Linked DNA regions of Homo sapiens: region 1 is linked to region 2. The links are chromatin loops, found by intact Hi-C in ENCODE. Cell type or tissue: sigmoid colon. All regions are shown on one strand. Links, peaks and the distances in the headings refer to the core of each region. The heading gives the core; the rest is flanking DNA. Region 1 has its middle 11 kb from the start of LINC00173. Region 2 has its middle 33 kb from the start of MAP1LC3B2.

Region 1 (5,377 bases), core at 224-5,223, 48 kb before region 2:
GTGCCAGAAACTGGGTGAAGCACCTTCCAGGTGTTATGTCATCTTCTCAGGGTTCTAAGAGGCAAATATTATTATCCCCATTTCATAGATTGGAGAACAGAGGCAAAGAGAGGTGGAGCCAGTAGTCAAACATTCATGAAAGTTTAGGCCGGGCATGGTGGTTCACGTCTGTAATCCCAGCACTTTGGGAGGCCGAGGTGGGTCGATCACCTGAGGCCAGGAGTTCGAGACCAGTCTGACCAACATAGTGAGACCCTGTCTCTACTAAAAATGCAAAAATTAGCCAGATGTGGTGGTGTGTAGTCTTAGCTACTCGGGAAGCTGAGGCAGGAGAATTGCTTGAACCCAGGAGGCAGAGGTCGCAGTGAGCTGAGATCATGCCACTGCATTCCAGCCTGGGCGACAGAGCGAGACCCTGTCTTGAAAAAAAAAAAAAGTTCATAAAAGTTCATACAGTGCAGGACTTGAACTCCAGGAAAGTTAAACGACAGTATGAGAAGTAACTAAGAATCACCTCCGGTGGAAAGTGGCCCCGGGGCAGGGGTGATTCATCGCAAAATGGCTTCCTGAGCCCCTGAGGTCCAGCCTGGGCAGTGGCAGTGCGCGGCAATCCTGGCCCAGTGGCTCTGTCCTTCTTGGATTCCTTCCAGCAATGTCTCTTTATCAAGTCGCTCTTCCTCGGGTCTGCCAAGACTAGTCTCCCTGAGAGACTGCTCTCAGCCTTCACATCTTTTCTAGTTGATATCCCTCTAGCAGTTAATGGCTTCACCTGCCCTTCCTGTATTCCATCACCCAAAGACAAATCCAGTGTCCCTAAAACCTCACCTGTGCTCTGCAATCTCTCTCACTAGTTCCACGCTGCATCTGAGCCCTCGAGACTGCCATACAGCCTCTTACTAATTATCCACCCTGGTGCAAAAATTAGCACGTCTCAGGTTCACATGTATCCATTATACCTTCACCGATAGGGATGCAGTCTGCATAATTCACAGTTTTAGTCTGCATGGGGAATCCTGTCTCACCCATTGGCAACACTAGCATGGGGGTTGTATTACTCTTCTAGGGCTGTTGTAACTAATCACACAAACTTCGGGGGTTAAAACAACAGAAATTTATTTTCTCATGGTTCTGGAGGCTGGAAGTCTGAAATCAAGGTGCAGGCAGGGCCAAGCTCCTTCTGAAGGCTCTAGGGGACAATCCCTCCTTGCCTTTTCCAGCTTCTAGTGGCTCCTAGAATTATATTATTATTTATTTTTTGAGACAGAGTCTCACTCTGTTGCCAAGGCTGGAGTGCAGTGGCGCAATCTCAGCTCACTGCGACTTCTGCCTCCCAGATTCAATTGATTCTCCTGCCTCAGCCTCTTGAGTAGTTGGGACTACAGGCATGTGCCACTACACCCAGCTAATATTTGTATTTTTAGTGGAGACAGGATTTCGCCATGTTGGCCAGGCTGGTCTCGAAATCCCAACCTCAAGTGACCTGCCCGCCTCGGCCTCCCAAAGTGCTGGGATTACAGGCATGAGCCACCGCACCCGGCTGGCCCCTAGAATTCTTTGGTTGGTGGCTGCATACCTCCAGTCTCTGCTCTGTCTTCACATGACCTGCCTCATGCATTTTTGTGTGTCCTTTTCTGTCCCTCATAGGACACTTGCCACTGGATTTAAGGCCTGTCCTCATTCAGGATGATCTCATCTTGAACCTGGCCTAATTACATCTGCAAAAACCCTATTTCCTAATAAGATGACATTCTGAGATTCTGAGTGGATATGAATTTTAGGGGACAGTTTTCAACCCCCTGGATGGGGCTTCACAGAGAAGAGGTGCCTGGTAGTCTTTGTAACTGGCTTATTGTATATTTCAACACCCTGGACACACACATAAAAGGGTTCTTCTCTCAAGACAATTGTCAATGACATTCTTGCCAATCTCCTTTTCCCAGTCCTTTGTGGCATCATGAACAGATCCTGTAACTTTCTGGCCACTTCCCAATATTGAAAAGGCCAAGCCAGAGAGTCTGGCTCTGTCGCCCCGGCTGGAGTGCTGTGGCGTGATCTCAGCTCACTGCAACCTCTGCCTCCTGGGTTCAAGTGGTTCTGCTGCCTCAGCCACCTGAGTAGCTGGGACTACAGGCAAGTGCCACCATGCCCAGCTAATTTTTGTATTTTTAGTAAAGCCGATGTTTTGCCATGTTGGCCAGGCTGGTCTTGAACTCCTGGCCTCAAGTGATCTACCCACCTCAGCCTCCCAAAGTGCTGGGATTACAGGTGTGAGCCACCATGTCCGGCTGCCAGTTTACTTTAAAACAGCCACCTAGTCCCCATCTCCTAACTCAGGTTTGACGCACAGCCTGAGGAAACTGGAGAGGACCTGGCCACCTTTTGCTTCCTTCTCCCCGTGTTTCTGGCTCCCAAAGTACACCAAGGAGGAGGATTTCATGGGCAAACAAATTTGGCCAATGCTGCATTAAACCAAGTTACCCAGATGTCTCTACTTCAGGGTCAGTTGATGTGTGAATGTTCATCCAAGAACAGGTGGTTTCCAAACTTCTTCAGCCCAGGACACTATTTTTCCACAGAGCGTCCTACCTCCCTAGTGTTCCCCAGAGCACACTTTGTGAAACACCACACAATAAAAAGTACTGCCAAATATAAAGTATATCCACAACTATTACGTTTGCATAGCAATAGAAGATGAGTTTTTGAGTAAACACAGCAACTGTGGAACAGTTTTGTGATTTATTCAGAAAACTGGCTCCAAGATCGCTGTGGACAAGACCCAACTTGGCTGGGAGATTGTAATCCCTCAGTAGAGCCACGTGGACAGTGAAGCTGGCCGAAGTTTACTCTGAGAAAGGATCAGAGACTGAAATTGCTCTGATTTTCCTAAACCCAGCTTCTGTAGTCAGGAAGAGGTAACTGTCATATTTAAAGGCAAGTACTTTCAGGAAAAATTTGCATGATAGTGTGGTCCTATAAGTTATGCAATTCTATTATGCAAATTCAATGATAGGGACTCGGCAGATGATAATAATAATAATATAATAATAAGAGAAAAGATAGAATTAACAAATGCAAGTGGCAAGCAAAGCCTCGCCTTCTTCTCCTGGTGTAGATCTCGGATCCACCCAGTAATCTCTGCTCCCAAGGGCCTCTCAGCCTCAAGCATGAGTCTAGTATTTAAATATCTGTTGTTTTCGTATCCTACGACTTCTAAAAGCCGACCAACTTCAGCTGGTCCTCAGCTGGACAATTGGCAACCTCTTCTGATGCTGGAGAAAACCAGGCTGCCCTGGACTGATGGGGAGAAATTGACCAGCTCCCAACTTAGTGTCTTTCTAAGGATTTCCAAGGATAATTTCTGACCATTGTCTGTTCTCCCTAGAAGCTTTTTTTTTTTTTTTTTTTTTTTTGAGGCAGAAATCACACCACTGGAGTCCAGTGACTCGATCTCTGCTCACTGCAGTCTGTGCCTCCCAGGTTCAAGCAGTCCTCTCACCTCAGCCTCCCGAGTAGCTGAGACTACAGGCATGCACCATCATGCCCAACTAATTTTTGTATTTTTGGTAGAGACATGGTTTCGCCACATTGCGCAGGCTGCTCTCCAACTCCTGGCCTCAAGTGATCAGCTCCCCAGACCTCTCAAAGTGCTAGGAATACAGGCATGAGCCACTGCACCGGCCACCCCAGGAGTTTATCGAGTCACACGACCATGCCATTGAGGCTCCCCTGTAGTCTCAAAACTGAATTGAATCTAGTTTTGTCCATATAATCAAGGAGAATATTTTCTGAAAGCCAGGATTAACCCAACAATTGGATATCACGGGGGCCATCGAGGTGATAAGATGTGAGGAAAGTCAACCAAGCTCACTCCATGCCCCATTCCCAAACTCCCCCATACATACACAAGATAGCCTAGAGAAAAAAAGTTGATCTGACTGTGTTATCAGAAAGGGGTGGTATTACTCAGCAGTCTAGCCGGGATAGGTTTATCCATGTAGCTAACAGGCTGCCAAAGACCAGAGGGGATTTGAAAAGCAGTGTGGGGGCGGGGGGTTGGGGGCAGATATGGAGCCTGTACTCCACCTCTCCAGCTTTCTCCTCCTGCATAACAATTCCCACTGCCCACGGAATGATGCCCAAACTCCAGGCCCTTTGTATGCGTCTCCAGCCCTCATGAGCTGAGACCATCCCTGACCCTAAGGCAGGGTCTGGTTCTCAGTCATCTACCATTCTGCCCAGCCCTGAGCACAGATTTTGGCAGATAAGCCAGAGCTCAATGGATGAAGGTCAAATGAGTGAAAAAGGAACCCACATAAAACTCAGGTACCCTGTGCTCCAGTCTCAGCACTGCGTTATGTCAAAAATAAAATAATTTTTTGGGGGGCCAGGTGGGGTGGCTCATGCCTGCAATCCCAGCACTTTGGGAGGCAAAGGTGGGCAGATCACTTGAGGTCAGGAGTTCAAGCACCAGCCTGGCCAACAAGGTGAAACCTCGTCTCTACTAAAAATACAAAAATTAGCCAGGTGTGGTGGCGTGCGCCTGTAATCCCAGCTACTAGGGAGGCTGAGGCGGGAGAATTGCTTGAACCTGGGAGGCAGAGGTTGCAGTGAGCCAAGATGGTGCCAGTGCACTCCAGCACTCCAGCCTGGGAGACAGAGCAAGACTCTGTCTCAAAAAAAAAAAAAAAAAAAAAAAAATATATATATATATATATATATACACACACATATACATATACATATACATATATATATACATATACATATATATATACATATATATATACATATACATATATATATACATATATATATATATATATATAAACTGAAGAGCACTTGAAATCTTTACATTTCTCTGGGAACACCAAAAAAAAAAATTCCAATTTATATAAAGTAAAGCAAAACTTTTGAATGTTTAGATCTCACCTCCATGGCAGTTGGCTCCAAAATCTCTATTAAATTCCTTCAAACTCTCCTTCAGATCTCACTTCTCTCTTCCCCTTCCAAATATAACTTCCACTATTTCCTGGGAGTGCAGGGAGGCTGGTTAAGCACACGGGCTTCGGGGCACAACTTGCTGAGTTTAAATTTAGTCCTGTCACTGTCTAACTTGGGCAGGTACTTGGCCCATGGTAAGCACTCAATAAATGTAATCCATTGTTGTTAGTTATTAGTATTCTTCAAATTCTGTTGGCTTCTCCAATATTTTTTTTCACTTAGCCCACTTTTCCATCCATGCAGCAAGGAAAGTGTATTCATTTCCCAGGGGTGCCATAAGAAATCATCACAAACTTGGGGGCTTAAAACCACAGAAATCGATGTCCCCACAGTTCTGGAGGCCAGAAGTCCAAAATCAAGGTAGCGGCGGGGCCAC
Region 2 (5,377 bases), core at 284-5,283:
AGCAATGAATGTGGGTGAATCTGGCTGAATGTCTATACTTTTTATATTTCAACTTTTTATTTATTTATTTTTTATTTATTTTTTATTTTTTCTGAGACGGGGTCTCACTATGTCACCCAGGCTGGAGTGCAGTGGTGCAATCTCGGCTCACTGCAATCTCCACCTCCCAGGTTCAAGCAATTCTCCTGCCTCAGCCTCCCAAGTAGATGGAATTACAGGCATGTGCCCCCACGCCCAGCTAATTTTTTTGTATTTTTAGTAGAGATGGGGTTTCACCATGTTGGCCAGGCTGGTCTCGAACTCCTGACCTCAGGTGATCCACCCACCTTGGCCTCTCAAAGTGCTGGGATTACAGGCGTGAGCCACCGCGCCCCCTCTGTTTTAACTTTTTAAAGAATACACGTAAAGTATGTGGTTTAAAAATATCCAAACAGTACAAAAAGCTGTATAGGAAAAATACATTCCTGTCCCATACCTCTCCCCCAGGCCCTTCAGAAGACACAGCTCCCCATGTTCTTATTTATTCTTCCAGAGTGTTCTACACATATATACACCCATATAGAGATACGATTCTTGTTTTGCACAAATGGTCATCTAGTATATTTATGATTTTTCTACTGTGTTTCTTAAAAAATTAACATATCTTAGAGATTTCTGTATTATAAGTACAAATCTGGTGCTTATCCTTGTCTGGATAATTCTGTGTTGTGGGTCTGTTCTGTGCACTGTAAGATATTGAGGAGCATCCCTGGCTTCTACCCACTAGATGCCAGTAGCACCCTGCTAAGTTGTGACAGTGAAGAATGTCTTTAGATGTTGCCAAATGTCCCCTGGGGCAGTAAAGTCACCCCCTGGTGAGAAGCATTGATGTAGCTCTAACTCATTCTCTGTAAAGGCTGTCCAGCCTATGGTGTATGGGGACACTACAGTTCATTATTTATATAACCAGTCCCTTGTTGGTGGATATTTAAGCTATTTCCAGTCCCTGATTAGTATAAACGATTTTTTTTTTTTTTTGAGATGGACTCTTGCTCTGTTGCCCAGGCTGGAGTGCAGCGGCGCAATCTCTGCTCACTGCAAGCTCCGCCTCCCGGGTTCATGCCATTCTCCTGCCTCAGCCTCCCGAGTAGCTGGGACTACAGGCACCCGCCCCCATGCCTGGCTGATTTTTTGTATTTTTTTAGTAGAGACAGGGTTTCACTGGGTTAGCCAGGATGGTCTCGATCTCCTGACCTCGTGATCCACCTGCCTCAGCCTCCCAAAGTGCTGGGATTACAGGCGTGAGCCACCGCGCCCGGCAACAATGTTATAATGAACGTTCTTGTGTCTTTGGCACATAGGTAAGTTTATCTGTAGGATAAACTGTTGCACATTTTCTTGTTCACCACTCAGTAAGTGTTAGTTAAGTAAGCAAAAAAATGGAAAGAGAAAGGCTGGGAGTGGTGGCTCATGCCTGTAATCTCAGCACTTTGGGAGGCTGAGGCAGGTACATCACTTGAGGTCAAGAGTTTGAGACCACTTAGCCACCATGGCGAAACCCCATCTCTACTAAAAATAATAATAATAATAATAGTAATAGGCAAGCATGGTGGCGCATGCCTGTAATCCCAGCTTCTTGGGAGGCTGAGGCACGAGAATCGCTTGAACCTGGGAAGTGGAGGTTGCAGTGAGCTGAGATCACACCACTACCCTCAAGCCTGAGTGACAGAGCAAATCAAAAAAAAAAAGAAAAGAAAAAAAAAGGAAGAAGAAGAATGTGAGCTGAGAGCTTCAGTTCTTATCTTTTAAACCAAGTCGGGGGAATCCTACCTGTTGTTGGAGGAAATGAGGTCAACCCACTGAGAAAGACAGAACCAAGAGATGGAATTTTCATTTAAGCCCCTTGATCCAGTTGTGCCTGAAGCCACCTACTCCTGGCTTTACTCATTCTGTGATCCAATGCATTCTCTTTAAGGCTTAAGCCTGTTTGAGTTGAGGTTTTATAAACTTCAACTTAAAGACTCCTGGGTATAAACAGAAGCATGACTCCTCCAAGAAGCCTGTCTGAACTCAGCCCTCCTTTCTGGCTCCCGCAGACCCTGTGCTGTCTATGCTGAGCCAAGTACCTCCTCTGTGAGAGTCACTGTTCCCTCGTTGGTCTCCTTGCCCCTGTATCTCCAGCACCTGGATCAGAGGGGATGCTCAAAAGGATCCACTGAATGAATGAGTGTTAGTGTCTTACAACTCACAGCCTCGACGCCTCTGCTCAGTGGGGGCTCAATAAATCCACACAAGAAACCTTCTGGCAGCCAGACGAACTTTCTTAACTTGATCCAGGAAGTTCTGCCAAAGGAGCAAAACAATACTCACTCCAGGGCAGGGGCTGCCCGGCAAAGGGAGGCGTTCCTGGGGTGCAGGGAGGGGCGGTCTTCCAGGAATCTCTGCCACCCTAAGCCGCTGGCTGGACATCCCTGGGCAAATGGCCCAGTGGCCTCTGAGGTCTCTGTGCTTAAACCTCCCACTCCCTTCCAGAACAGGTTTGGCCTTATTCAGAACCATCTTATTTCAGCAAATCCTGCCCCAGCTGCTGCACACAAAGCATGCTATTTACAAAGTTAATGTTTACAAAGTGTTCTGAGGGCCTGTGCACAAGTAGGACACTTTATAGGCCAGCAAAAGTGATAAGAACCTCCCCGAACGGCTTCCAATCTGTAAAGGGCCCGAATGCACACAAGTTAACACGAGGAGATCCCAAAAGACTAAGACGGAAGGACAGCAATAAGAATGTACATTTAGGCCTGGGCCAGTGGCTCACACCTGTAATCCCAGCACTTTGAGAGGCCGAAGCAGGAGGATTGCTTGGGCCCGGGAGTTCAAGGCCAGCCTGGGCAACATAGTGAGAACCTGTCTCTACAAAAAAATTCAAAAATTAGCCACATGTGGTGGCTCGTGCACATGGTTCCAATTACTCAGGAGGTTGAGGTAAGAGGAGGCACCGCCCAGGAGGCAGTGGTTGCAGTGAGCCATGATTGCACCACTCCAGCCTAGGCAACAGAACGAGATTCTGTCTTAAAGAAAAAAAGAAAGAAATGGGCCAGGCACAGTGGTTCATGCTTGTAATCGCAACACTTTGGGAGGGTGAGGTAGGAGCATCGCTTGAGCTCTGGAATTTGAGACCAGCCTGGGCAACATATCAAGACTTCGTCTCTACTAAAAATTAAAAAAATAGGCCAGGCGCAGTGGCTCACGCCTGTAATCCCAGCACTTGGGGAGGCCGAGGCAGGCGGATCACGGGGTCAGGAGATCAAGACCATCCTGGCTAACACGGTGAAATCCCGTCTTTACTAAAAATACAAAAATTAGCCAGCATGGTGGCATGTACCTGTAGTCCCAGCCACTCGGGAGGCCGAGACAGGAGAAACGTTTGAACCCAGGAGGCAGAGGTTGCAGTGAGCCGAGATCGTGCCGCTGCACGCCAGCCTGGGCAACAGAGCGAGATTCCGTCTCAAAAAAATAAATAAATAAATAAAAATAAAAAAACAAAACTTAGCCAGGTGTGGTGGTGCAACCCTGTAGTCTTAGCTACTTGGGAGGCTGAGGTGGGAGGATCACTTGAGCCTGGGAAGTAGAGGCTGCAGGGAGATATGATTGTTCCACTGCACTCAAGCCTGGGGGACAGGGCAAGACCTTGTCTCAAAATAAAATAAAATAAATGCACATCTAAATGCCAGCCACATTCATGAGCATGTCATACTGACTGTTAAATGAGCACCTACTATGTGCCAAACACTGTTCTAGGTCCTAAGTGCCCAGCAATGAACAAAAGCCTTCTTTCTAGTAGAGAGAAGTGGGCAAAGAGATAAATAAATACGTTTTTTGTTTTTTGTTTTTTGTTTTTTGAGACAGAGTCTTGCACTGCCGCCCAGGCTGGAGTGCAGTGGCACCATCTTGGCTCACTGCAAGCTCTGCCTCCCGGGTTCACACCATTCTCCTGCCTCAGCCTCCTGAGTAGCTGGGACTACAGGCACCGACCACCACACCTGGCTAATTTTTTGTATTTTTAGTAAAGACGGGGTTTCACCCTGTTAGCCAGGATAGTCTCGATCTCCCGACCTTGTGATCTGTCTGCCTCGGCCTCCCAAAGTGCTGGGATTACAGGCATGAGCCACCGCGCCTGGCCAATAAGTTGTTTCAAACGCAAATAAATGTCATTTAAAATAACAACGCAGGCCAGATAAGGAGGGACTTGGGAGGGGCTTCTTTTGTTGGGAAGTCACTTCTGTTACCTACTCAATCTTCACAACCACTGGATGTCCCTGTCCCCATTTCATGGAAGAGGAGGCTGTAGCTGGGAGAGCACAGTGACCTGCCTCAGACCCAGACAGAAAGAGTAGACTTCATTAAGGGTACCCGGAATCTGTTTTAATCGAGGCTGGTAAGACACACAGACACGGAAACGACTGTCACGAAGGAAGAAGTTGATGATGTCCACAGATGCCTAAAACAGGAAGCATGGCACACCACGCAGGGCTGCACGAGGCAGCACTAGGGTGGGGCAGGAGGCAGGGGAGGTGGGGAAACATGGGCCAGCGCCTTTACTGTGGTTTCCCCAGGAAAAAATAAGCAAGGCAGGGTAAGTGGGTTTAGGATTGGCTCGTTTGAATAATTTCAGCAGGCTCTGGAGGTATAGGGGCTGTCCCTTAGTTGTCTGGTTCCTGGCTCTGGGGTGACTATGGCAGGTAGGTAGTGACCAAGATTATGAAAGTCTAATAAAATAGGCTGCTGGGGGTAGGGTTTCTGGAGGGATTGGCTTGCATTTGAAAGGCATGCTCTCCGGTGACCTGTTCACTTTCTCCAGGAATTGGACAGCTCTGGGAGGGGAAGTCCTTCCAGGGTCACCAAGGCCCCAAGATGTCAAAGCATCAGAATACAGAAAACAAAAGACATGGTTGATACACAGACCCAGCCTAGGGCTTGAGCCGCCCCTTGGGCTGTCCGCAGTCACCATGGGGACATAGACCCTGGAGGACCCTAAGAGGGACCCTCCATCTGTGGAGAGAATGCAACAGGTGGGCTTCAGCTACAAATGGAATTTCTCTTGTGCCACTCAAGATGGTCTCTTGGCATGGACTCATTAATCCCCATAAGCCTGCGGGCAGAATAAAATAAGATATAGAGAGGCACTTACACTGTGGAGCTGATGAGAAGGAAAATGAGTTTGTGCCAGAATACCAAAGAATTGTTTTATTTTCTTATAAATTCTCCCCCATTTCAATTCAGAGTTTGTTATGGAGGGTGGGAAGGGTGTCCTTGATTAAAACAACAAAAACACTGTTTTCAAAAATGTAGCTGGCTGGTGCCCATGTTGTTTTAATTTGCTGAGACCAGATTGTCCAGC

The links. A loop is a pair of places that touch in the nucleus more often than their neighbours do. Peaks named below come from ENCODE experiments on the same cell type or tissue, not always from the same donor. Only the 100,000 strongest peaks of a DNase experiment are listed, where the experiment ranks them.
Region 1: a loop joins it to region 2, with 3 times the contacts of the local background. A loop is called at or near these places in 23 of 110 quality-filtered maps.

The regions. Positions count from the first base shown.
Region 1 is chr12:116,542,161-116,547,537 of GRCh38, forward strand. No RefSeq gene overlaps it. Among named protein-coding and RNA genes, the nearest start is that of LINC00173, 11 kb to the left of the region's middle. In sigmoid colon, for the core only: no CTCF peak of the experiment used is centred there; DNase peaks (open chromatin) are centred at 1,311, 2,567, 2,801 and 3,219.
Region 2 is chr12:116,589,946-116,595,322 of GRCh38, forward strand. No RefSeq gene overlaps it. Among named protein-coding and RNA genes, the nearest start is that of MAP1LC3B2, 33 kb to the left of the region's middle. In sigmoid colon, for the core only: no CTCF peak of the experiment used is centred there; DNase peaks (open chromatin) are centred at 2,315, 2,336 and 4,500; H3K27ac peaks cover 1,543 bases.